2 separate regions of the Mus musculus genome follow, and region 2 is linked to region 1. Evidence: chromatin contacts called from ENCODE Hi-C or POLR2A ChIA-PET data. All regions are on one chromosome and are shown on one strand. Each heading gives the region's core, a stretch centred on a gene start or an enhancer-like site at or near the end of the contact. The rest is flanking DNA. Distances are from core to core; before and after follow the strand shown.

Region 1 (5,810 bases), core at 1,192-3,691:
CCCACATTCCATGTCACTCTGGGAGTCACCTAACCAGAAAAGCTGAGGTGGTCTGAGGACCTCAGAGCCCTAGACAGTCAGTCTCTCAGGACCAAAGCCTCGAATCTGTAGGTCAGAACACACCCCCAACTTGACAGCCACAGCCTGGATCAAACCAGCCTTCTCCTCCCTGGAGTTCCCTTCCCCTGATCCCGTGCTCTCCCAGACTAACAAGAAGACCCAGGGTCATCCTGTTTTTCCCCTGCTGAGCCAACCACTGTCAGTCCCTTGCTGTCACCAGAGACCATTCCTGGAACTACTACCTGGGCTTCTGATCTAGCCTCAGCCCTCACTGAGAAGCATCCTTTAACCCTTAGCTTTCCAGGCCAGGTAACAGTGCAGAGAGTCCTTCCTCTACAGTCCCAGCCCCTCCCTGGGAGGACAGCATGCTTGCAGAGAGAATACCTCTTGAGACCCATCCCTACCACAATCTCTCCCCTCGCTCAGCCAGGTCACCATCTGGGCATGCCACTCAGCATCAGTCTCAATCATGCCAGCTCCACTTTGCCCTCACACCTACCTGGTTGAAGCCCTACTATGTGCTGAGTCCTCAAAAATCTCCCTGAATCCTTTCACTACGGGTAGAATGTGTATTATTCCTTCCTAGGGACAGTAGCTCCAGTGAAGCCATTTGTCCTGAGCCCTTTGTACTCAACACCAAAATGCCTTCAAAGGTGCCTCTGTGTCCACTCTGCCTCCCCGGAGGGCACCCTTAGTCCGTCTTTGCAGAGAGGAAAGCTGGGACTCAGAGGAGTGGCCAGGCTGGCTCAAGACCTCACTGTGATTGGGTGGTGGTCTTCACTGGACTTTGAAACCAGATCTTTGATGTCAAGGGTAATTTTCTATAATGCTGCTGAAAAGCAGTTCCCACTGCCAGTGTGGGTAGTGCTGCCTTTTGCTCAGGAACCTCTCCCCTCACCCCATCAGGAAAAAAAGGAAAAAGAAGAAGAAGAAGAAGAAGAAGAAGAAGAAGAAGAAGAAGAAGAAGAAGAAGAAGAAGAAGAAGAAGAAGAAGAAGAAGAAGAAGAAGAAGAAGGAGAAGAAGAAGAAGAAGAAGAAGAAGAAGAAGAAGAAGAAGAAGAAGAAGAAGAAGAAGAAGAGAGAGAGAGAGAAGAAGAAGAAAAGAAAAGAAAAGAAAAGAAAAGAAAAGAAAAGAAAAAAAGGGCAAGGCATGAACCGACCACCAGGTACTATCTTGGGGTCCCCTCCCCAAAGCTAACAGTTGTCAGGGCAGCTCAGAGTCTTGCCTGCCTCCCTACAATCTGGCCACCTTGCTTAGGAGAGAAGGGGCGTGCCGGCCAGCCTGGGCTCTGGTGGTCATCTGAGTGGGTAGGGACAGCCATTGCTCCTGGAGTCAGCCACATGGGGGTAGGACCTAGAACTCCCCAGCTCACTCAGCCCACATTTAGACACCTGTCAACTCAGAACTCACTTGGGAGCTGGGTTCCTCAGAGCAGGGACCCGGCTCATCCACCTGCAGGACCGACCCTCTTCCTCCCGTTCTGCTAGTGAAACCAGAACCAAGTTCAATCCCTTAGCTACTTCGGTTTCTCAAAGGGACAGTCAGGGGTCACCTGGTACCCACCTCTGATGGCACACACACCCATGTCTTCTGGGGTGGGAGCTGAGCCAGGTCCACCATCGCTACACACCTGCACACACATACGTGTGCTTTCACACAGGTCCATGGGTCAAAGCACACACCCCCTCACCCACAGTCACACAGCCTTGGCCATGGTGGAACACAGCGTGCAGAATGGGTCACCCTAGTGTGGAGCGGGATGCGGATGCCATCCAGCCATATGGACAGAGCCTCTCCCGTGCCCACACCCACAGGTGCCCACGCACCCTTCTTAGAAGCAGACACACACACACAGGGTCACCCTCATTCACCCTCGCGGGTCACCTTCATCGACCCACCCCCTCCTCCTCCAATGCCCCCAAGGCCCTGCAGGCAGCTTGGGATGGAGTGGGGGTGGGGAGAAGGCGACCCCAGCGGATACCGGACGCACACGCTTCCCGGCGGGGAGGGGACCCCATGAGACCGGGACACACCCAGCGCGGCACGCGCGACGAGGGGACACGCAAAGACACGCGGGGTACACGCTGGGGACCCTCTTGGGGCCCATCACTCACCCCCGCGGCGCGGCCGGCCAGCAGCAGCAGCAGCAGCGGTGGCAGCAACAGCCCGCGGGCCCCGGGCGCATGGGTGGCGGTGTCCACGCGCTGCCCCTGTGCGGTCCCGCGGCGCGGCGGCCCGGGCTTCATGGCGGCCTTTGTTCGCGGCGCGGGCTGCGCGGGACCTGCGCTCGGCTCCTCGGCCGCCGGCTCCGCCTCGCTCGTTCGTTCGCTCGCTCGCGGCTCCGCGCCCACAGCGGCCGCGCCCGCAGGAAGCGTCGCCGCCGCCGCCGCCACCGCCGCCGCCCCCCGCGCAGGCGGGGCGAGCAGGAGGGCGGGGCCGCGGCGACACCGGCACGCGACACCGCCCCCGGCCTCAGTTTCCCCCCGCGCAGGGGGGGGGGGGCGAGGGGCGTTGACGTCTGCCCCCCTACTGTGGATCCGCGAAGCACGCCGTGTGCGAGCCGCGGGAGAACCTGCTCTTCCAGACAGCACCCCGGGTCTCTCTGCTCCCAGTAGGGTGGTGTCAGAGGACCCCGACTCGGGGTTCCCCCTGGTCCTCCTGAGCTTCTCCTTGGCCTGTTTGTCTGAGAGACACAGGCCCCTAGCCACCCTGAGTTCAGGAAGCAGGGGCTTGGGTCAGCTACAGGCACGCATGGCGAACACCAGCACGCGTCTGCTGCTCACACGCTGGTGAAGTCTCCAGTTTCCCATTCACAGGGGCTCAGTTGCACTAAGGGGTCTCCGGGGAGGCTGGTAAGGGTAGGCGTTGGTTAGTTGGCATGTGAGCTGAGCAGGACACCCTTTGATGTCCCTGCAATCGGCACTATCCATTTGATGGCCATGTGTCCTTGGAAAGAAACCCAGAGCATGAAGCTCCGCACCATATAAGGCAGAGTGTGAGATGGGTTCCCCAGAGGGAGTGAGAGGCTGGGGCATCACAGGTATGCAAGGCTTGCCTAGCTAACCTCGGTAGACATCCTGGGGGGGGGGGGGCGTCCACTCTGTGGCTTACAGATCGCTGAGAACGAGCCAAGCCTGAGTAGTAGCTGCCTGTAACCCCAGTACTCATGACTTAGGAGGCTGAGGCAGAGGGATCTCAAAGCCTGGGCTACATACTGAGTCTCTGTATTTTCAAATATAAGAGGGGAGGGAGAGCTGGTGAGAGATACAGCATACTACTTAAAGATGTAAGTGACTAGTTCCCGGTACCCACACCAGGCTAGACACAACGCCCTGTGACTCCAGCTTCAGAGGATCTAATACCTTTAGCCTCCAAGGACACCTGCATTAATGTGCAGAGGTGTGACACGCATGCCCGCGTGTGCACACATACACACGAATAATAAAAATAAATCCTTTAAAAATGATAAAAATAAATGTTGACACTTTTTTTTTAAGGAAGATGGACTTTCAGGCTGACCTTGAACTTGTGATGTAGCTGAGTATGACCTTGAACATCTATTCCTACTACCTCCATCACATCCAATTTGTGCTGTGCTAAGAACCGAACCCAGAGCTTTGTGCAGAAGGGCATGTGCTCCACCAACTGAGCTACATCCCCAGGCCCTCACAAAGAGTCTTTTAAATCAATCCCATTCGATGCGTTTTGGCATTTGAAGCTAAGATGCCTTGAAGAATACAACATGAAAAGATTGACCTGCCTAGGAATCAGGAACTGGCTTTATCACTAGCATAGCCAGGAGCTGAGGGACTCTAGCTTTGGGTTAAGCAAGTGCTTGGGTTCAAATCCTGGTTCTGACAACCATGGGCTCTGGTACTTGTTTGTACAACTTCACCTCTCTGAGCCTATTCCCCAATGTCTGATGGAAATGAAGACCATATGGGCTTCACTTATTCATTCAACAAACATATTGAATGCCTTGTGTGTACCAGGTCAGGGGACAGGCTGGGAAGCTTTTGTGAGCTCTTCCTTTTCGTGTACTGGGAGTTCAATCAATGTGGTTGGGACTGGTTCTGAGGTGCTCTCAAAGGTTTAGCTGGGCCGGGCGGTGGTGGTGCACGCCTTTAATCCCACCACTTGGGAGGCAGAGGCAGGCAGATTTCTGAGTTCAAGGCCAGTCTGGTGTACAAAGTGAATTTCAGGACAGCTAGGGATATACCGAGAAACCCGTCTTGAAAAAAAAAAAAAAAAACAAACAAACAAACAAACAAACAAAAAGGTTTAGCTGGAATCAAGAAGGAGACCCAAGGAGTGGCATGTCAACTTGGTGCAAAGAAAACCTTGGGGCAGCTGGATCTGACTGATGGGCAAAGTACTGAGCTGCCCATGCTGGGAGGCAAGCAAGGCTGACAGTGTTGCTCAAAGGAGCCTACCAGGTTGCCAGGGAGCATGGCCCAGCCTTGCCTTCCTCATTCTGCAAACCCCCTTTACTGAGATCCCGGCAGGAAGCCTTGTGGGGAATCTTGGGCTAGGAGCGCCACCTGCTGCTTGTTATAGGTATAGTCACAGACTGGGTTGAGATGCACATTTAGTCCCTGGAACATCACAGGTCACCCTGCCTATACCACCGTGTGTGTCCTTATCACATCCCCAGAACACGAATGTCTCCTTCCCTGTGCTACCCTCATCCAAACAGACTCCAGAAACTGCCTTCATCCAGCCGCAGGTCACCGGGCAAAGACTTCTTGACTCCAAAGGCAGAAACAGTCCCGACCACGCCCACCCCAGTCCTTCTGTCTTTCCTGGAACTGGGAAAGTCCAGATTTTCAGTGGACAACTGCAGGGCTCTAGCCAGGCCGCCTGTCCTCCACCCTTCTCTCTGACAGGACACCAACCCATTTTTCAGAGCTGAAGAACTGGGCAGCTGTTAAGATGACACACGCTGGAGTCACCCGGGAAGAAGGAACTTCAGTTGAGAAAATGCTTCCATCAGCTTAGCCCATAGACAGATGGGGGAATTTACTTGATTAATGATTGAGAATGTGGAAGAGCCCAGTCCACTGTGAATGGTGTGATCCCTTTGCAGATGTATAAGAAAGCAGGCTGGAGGTAGAGAGATGGCTCAGTGATTAAGAGCACTGGCTGCTCTTCTAGAAGGCCTGGGTTCAATTCCCAGCACCCACAAGGCAACTCACAACTGCCTGTAACTCCAGTCCCTGTGGGTCAGATGCCCTCTTCTGGCCTCCTTAGGCACAAATGCTGTGCACAAACATACAGGCAGGCATAACACTCTTACACATAGAAATAAATAGATAAATAAATAAATAAATAAATAAAATATTTAAGTCAGGTGGTAGTGACATGACTTTAATCCTGGCTAGTCAAAAGACAGAGGCAGTGGCAGACATACTCCTGATTTATTAAGGTCTGCCTGGTCTACAGAGTGAGTTCCAGGACAGGTAAGGCTACACAGAGAAACCTTGTCTCAAAAAAATAAAAAAGAAATAAGGAAGGAAGGAAGGAAGGAAGGAAGGAAGGAAGAAGGGGGAGGAAAGGAGGAAGAGAGAGAGAGAAAGGAAGGAAGGAGGAAGGGAGAGAGGGAGGGAGGGAGGGAGGGAGGGAGGGAGGGAGGGAGGGAGGGAGGGAAGAAAAGCAGGCTGAGCAAACCCTGGGGAACAAGTCTGTAAGTGTACATTCTCTCCTTCGGTTCCTGCCTCCAGGTTCCTGCCTTGAGCTCCTGCCCTGACTT
Region 2 (5,810 bases), core at 1,666-4,165, 37 kb before region 1:
ACTGAGCGGGGCTCAGCCCACCACTCCTTGGGAAGGTTCCTTCTCATGATTCTGTGGGAAGGGGTCTCTGAAGCTGTGGCTATCTGAGAGGTTCCGTGTGCTTCCCTGTTGTCAGAGGCCAGCTCGAAAGTTGCTTCTCTTACCTGGAGGTGCTGACCGACTGGAAATGGATGGTATACGGTTGAGAGCAGCATGACTCTGGGAGGTAGCAGCACGGACAGAGGGCGCACAGCTTTGCCTCTACTGGGACAGGTCCCCCTCCAGTTCCCCACAGCCCTTAGGAGCTAGTTTGTCCTCTGTAGAAAAACAGAACCATCTTATGGACAAAAATACAAACACAGAGCTGAGGTGTAGCTCAGTTAGCAGAGTTTGCCCAAGGCCTTAGGTTCAAGCCCTAGTACTATATGAAATGTGTGTGTGTGTGTGTGTGTGTGTGTGTGTGTGTGTGTGTGTTATAAAAATTATGAAAGTAAGGTTAGCAAGATGGTTCAGACAGCAAAGTCACCACACAAGCATCAGGACTTGAGTTTGGATGCCCAGTACTCACACAAAAAGCCAAGTTCACATCTGTAGCTGCAGCGCTGAGTGGGAGAAGAGAGGAGAGACAGGCGGATCTCCAGAGCTCAGTGACCAGCTGGTCTAACTGAGATGGCAAGTTCCAGGTTCAGTGAGAGAGGGAAGGAGAGAGAAAAAAGATAGATGACACACACATACATAATACAGACATACAAACAAACATGATAAATACATATATGATAAATAAATAGATACATATATATGGTAGATATATATATACATATATACATGATTGACACACACATTATAGATAGTTATATAGATACATAGACAAATATAGATACATACACACATACATGATAGATACATACATTCAAAGAAACATAGGCATATACAGATATGTACACACATGACAGATACATAGATATATACATAGACATAGATACATACATACATACATACATGATAGAGTCTTGAAAGATAAAGAAGGAAAAGCTGGCAGGATGGCTCAGCAGGTAAAGGTCCCTGCTACCAAACTTGACAACCCAAGATCAGTCCTCAGTACTGACACAGTAGAACAAGAGAGCAAGCTCTCACAAGTTGTCACCTAACCTCTACATGTGAACCAAGGCACGAGTGCGCCCACATATACACACAAACACACACAATGCATAAACACAATAAAATTTTTAAACAATGAGGGAAAGCAATGGAGGAAGATGCCCAATAGCAACCCTCTGGCCTCTACATCCACATGCACAGGCAAGCACATATACATGCATTCACACACATACATGCATTCACACACATACATGCACTCACATACACATACTTGCATTCACACACACATACATGCATACACACACACACGACCACCATAACAAATAAAAGAAGGAAGGAAGGGGAGAGGGAAGGGAAGGAAAAAGAAAAAGCAAATGATGGAAATGTTTGTTTTTGTTTTGTTTTTTTTCCTAAGACAGGGTTTCTCTGTGTAGCCCTGGCTGTCTTGGAACTCACTCTGTAGAACAGGCTGGCCTCGAACTCAGAAATCTGCCTGCCTCTGCCTCCCGAGTGCTGGGACTAAATGTGTGCACCACCACTACCTGGCTGAAAATGTTCTAAATATTAAAGAGAGTGGGGTTGGGCTGTGGCTCTGTGCGCAGTGCTGGCCTAGCACACATGAAGCCCTGGGTTAGATCCCCAACTCCATACTAACCTGGTGTGGTGCTCCATGCTTGGCTAGTGGAGGCAGGAGGATCAAAAGTTCAAGGTCATTCTGGGCTACTAGGAAGGTTGAGGCTAGCCTGGGCTTCAGGAGACTGTCACAGCAAATTAATTAAATACAAACTCAGGCTATCTAGACTCCAGTGAGCTCAGACTTCCACCTGTGTCATAACTGTCACTTTTAAATATGATTTATTTGAAACAGGATCTATATCAAGTTTCTACAGTATTTGGCCACCACATCTTTTAATCTTGTTTCTAGTCTTTAGGTGGGTGCACACGTATGGTCCAAGGTACAGGAAGCTGAGGCAGGAGGATCGCTTGAGCTCAGAATTCAGGACCAGTCTGGGTACCACGGCAGGATCTCATCTCAGAAAGTTGTTTTTCGTTTTCTTTGTCTTTAGTATATCTGCATGTGAGCGTGCTGTGTCCATAGATGGACTACGTGTGGAGGTCAGAGGTCAGCTTCAGGTGTCCATCCTCAGAAATGCTGTCTACCTTTGTTCTAGTAAATATGCATTGGATACATCTGTGTACATTTTCTATATATCCTAAGTCCCTTTCTCTCTAAATAAAACAAATGATTTATTGAAGGCAGTGGACCATTTGATGGAACGTTTCATAGCTTGGGTTTTGCTGATGAAGCCAATGTTGGCTATGAGATGAGGGTGCTGAGTCTGTGTAAGAACTAAGCACAGCGCCTGTGGGAGAGGCACTGACGGGGGAAGCCCCGCCCCCGTGATGTCACATGTTGTTGTTGTTTTTTCCAGTCTCTGGATCACACCTACCGCTCCTGTGGCTCCGCAGCTGCTGGCTGGAGGGAGGAGATGGGGGAGGAGGAGAGAGACTGGGCTCTGGCCTGGGTGCCCTGCACCCTCTCAGCTGTAGGGCTTTGCATCCTTGGAGCCTCAGTTTCTCCACCTGCAAATGCACTCCGCAAGGACAGAGTGTGCATGAGTACAGCCATACCAGGGAGCCTGGCCCAGCCTCCTCTGCCAACAGATCCCTCTTCTCCACCCCGTTCCCACAGCAGGCCTGGCCTCCTTCCTTCCAGAGGGAGATGGGGCTCAGGATCTAGCGAAAGCAGTCTGGACCCTCTAATGGCCGCCAGCCCACCCTCAGCCCAGCAGAACAAGGTGGGTGGCCTCCGGAAGCAGAGCACACTCTGTTCCCAAGGAGGCTCGGGCTGGCCTCTGTGACCTCTTGGACTTACAGAAACAAACAGCCATTCTTCCCCCTCTCATCCCGAGGCCCAGAGGGGAGGCCCCCAGCTCCTCACAAGAGTGCTGCTCCAGATGAGGGTTGGCTCTCGTGGCCCAAGTCAGGGTCTGTCCTACGTCAGCAATAAGTCACGTGATCCGTGCCCAGGTTCAGGTCATTTATTCACTCAGTAGGCAGTATGCCAGGCCTAGCCAAGAGGAGATCTGCAGTGATCTCATTACTTGGGAGTCTGAGGGAGGAGGATTGTCACAAGTTGTAGGCTACCCTAGACTACCTAAAAAGCTATTAAATCGTCACCATCATCACCATCATCATCGCCATCACAATAACAGCAACAACAATAATAGCCCCCACTTACCCAGTGTCTTCTCCACACCTAACATGGTTCTTAGCACTGTGCCACTGTGCGTACCAGGCAACCTCTATGGTCTCCACTTTCCCGGTGGAACCGCTGGAGTTGAAGCATCTCACTCACAGCACGAAGTCACGGCAGAGCCTGCTCTGCAAAGACCCTCACACTGCAGGTCCTCTGTGCACATATAGGGACGCTGGGCTCAGAGAGGGGCAATAGCATGCACAAGCACACACAGCTGCTCCAAGACTGAGCCTGCTACTCTACCACGCGGAGAATAAAGTGTTTGCTGCTCAAACGCGCAGCAGAAAGTACCCAGGCAGTTGATGGAGCCTCCTGGAAACAAGCCATCTGAACCCCCCCTCATTGAGGCCCTGGGGGGCCTCAGAATTACCACACAGTGGGGAGGTTTGGAGCCCAGAGGCAACAGCTGAGAAGAAAAAAACTCCCTGCCAGACTAGTGGCCCCACAGTCTGACTGACTATGGTGTGTGTGTTCATGTGCATGCATGTATACGTGAATGAGTAAGTGAGTGAGTGAGTGAGTGAGTGTGTGTGTGCCCACGTGCCTGCGTGCACATGCGTGCAGGCATGCATGTGTCATGCCACAGGTGGTATTCCTTGCCTTGTCTTGCTTGGCAGGGTGCCTTGTTCACTACTAAGTATCCCAGGCTAGCTCACCTGCAAGAATCCAGAGACTTCCATCTCTGTGCATTCCATTGTATAAATGTGGAGACTACACACAAGAGCTACCACACCTGGCTTTATGAGTTCCTAGGGTTCGAACCACGGTCCTCACACTTGTGTGACGGAGTGCTTTATCCGCTGACCCATCTCCCCAGCCCCTCCTGGCTCCCAGGTCCAAGCACAGGCCAGGCGCAGAGGAGACATTAGAGAACCTTCAGTGAAAAGAGTGAAGTGTGGGGAGGGAGGCAGGAGAGAGGGGCCAGAGCATCTCTAGGTGGCCAGGCTTCAGGACCCAACCTACCAGAAATGGTGCCCCATTTTCTAAGGGGATACTCATGAACCATGAGGAGGTTCCCATGGGAGCAGGACAGACTGTGACTGTGACATCCATGCCTGCCCTCTATCCCCTGCCTTGGGGGCAAACAGCCCTCTGTGTGTCCCTAGAGGAGCAGGAACAATAGCTAATGTGTCACAGCAGCCTTCATCGGATGGGAAGAGCCTAGGACAGGCACTGAGTGGGCTCCCTGGCTCTGGTGCCCAGAGAAGCCAGGAGGAGCCTTGCCCCACCCGCACTGAGTGATCCAGGCCACAGAAACGTGAGGTCTCCGGGTCCTGCTCTTGTCCCAATGCTGTCTTCAAAAACACCATGCTGAGTTCCTCACGGAGCCCTTTCCCCCTCCACAGGGGACACGTGATCATCCCCCTGTGCAGTTGGGGGAATCAGATTTGGAGCACCCAGGCCCAGAACCTGAGGCTGGGAAAAGCCACCACCTGGACACAAGAATAAACACATCAGCCGAGTACTAGTGGCACACGCCTTTAACCCTAGCATTCGGGAGGCAGAGGCAGGGGGATCTCTGTGTTCAAAGCCAGCCTGGTCTACAGAGTGAGTTCCAGGACAGCCAATGCTACACAGAGAGACCTGTCTCCAAAAACCAAAACCAAAACCCAACAAGAATGAACATATCAGACCCCAAGGGCACAGTCTCTCCTCGTGCATGGCTCCAGTTCCTATATCCTTTAGGGCAAGATTCTCTTTGCAGCCTGAAGCTGGAGTCTCCCTGAGGGGATGAACAGCAAGCCCCTGCCCAACTGCACACAGTCATTGGACTGGCTGGTTTTGTGTGTCAACTGGACACAGGCTGGAGTTATCACAGAGAAAGGAGCTTCAGTTGGGGAAGTGCCTCCATGAGATCCAGCTGTGGGGCATTTTCTCAATTAGTGATCAAGCAGGGAGGGACCCTTGTGGGTGGTGCCATCCCTGGGCTGGTAGTCTTGGGTTCTATAAGAGAGCAGGCTGAGCAAGCCAGGGGAAGCAAGCCAGTAAGTAACATCCCTCCATGGCCTCTGCATCAGCTCCTGCTTCCTGACCTGTGTGAGTTCCAGTTCTGACTTCCTTTGATGATGAACAGCAATGTGGAAATGTAAGCTGAATAAACCCTTTCCTTCCCAGCTTGCTTCTTGGTCATGATGTTTTGTGCAGGAATAGAAACCCTGACTAAGACAGTCATATACACCATTTCACCTCTTTCAACCAACCACGGTTACCTCAAGGTTCCCGTGTGGATGCTGTCCTATTGCCCTGGGTCATTCTCCATCTCCCCAGAGGGACCGTGGCTGGGACGCAAGGTGAGTGTGGGCTGTCCCTCCCAAGCCAGTCCCCTACTCATATCACACGTGGGCCACCACACGACATCTTTCAGCTTAATTTTATTTCCTCTTATAAATGGGCACAGCACAGGGAAATGTTAAAAAACAAAAACTAACAGAAAACAAAACAAAGCAAGCCCTGTCCTTCCCAAGCCAGGGGT

Evidence for each region. Hi-C counts contacts between places; a loop is a spot of excess contacts on that map. ChIA-PET counts read pairs that join two places held with the same protein, here RNA polymerase II (POLR2A).
Region 2: a loop to region 1 is called in a map of heart, with 2.9 times the contacts of the local background. The contact joins the enhancer-like site here to the promoter of Sdc3 in region 1. A Hi-C loop is called at or near these places in 8 of 37 maps with a recorded cell type or tissue (Patski, adrenal gland, gastrocnemius and 1 more). POLR2A ChIA-PET finds 5 or more read pairs at or near these places in 2 of 5 experiments (Patski and embryonic stem cell).

The regions. Positions count from the first base shown.
Region 1 is chr4:130,789,168-130,794,977 of GRCm38, reverse strand. Sdc3 (syndecan 3) reads right to left here and starts at 2,441. Exons shown (of 5, transcript NM_011520.3): 1 at 2,176-2,441. The coding sequence starts at 2,307.
Region 2 is chr4:130,826,201-130,832,010 of GRCm38, reverse strand. Gm42316 (a long non-coding RNA gene) reads left to right here. Exons shown (of 3, transcript XR_881441.3): 3 at 2,145-2,203. It overlaps Sdc3 (syndecan 3), which reads right to left. Exons shown (of 5, transcript NM_011520.3): 5 at 5,693-5,810. Among named protein-coding and RNA genes, the nearest start is that of Gm42316, 6.6 kb to the left of the region's middle. Within about 2 kb of position 2,915, at least 1 of the 3 ENCODE cell types and tissues checked has a DNase peak (open chromatin) inside an H3K27ac peak, as active enhancers do; it is heart, where a contact is called at or near this core.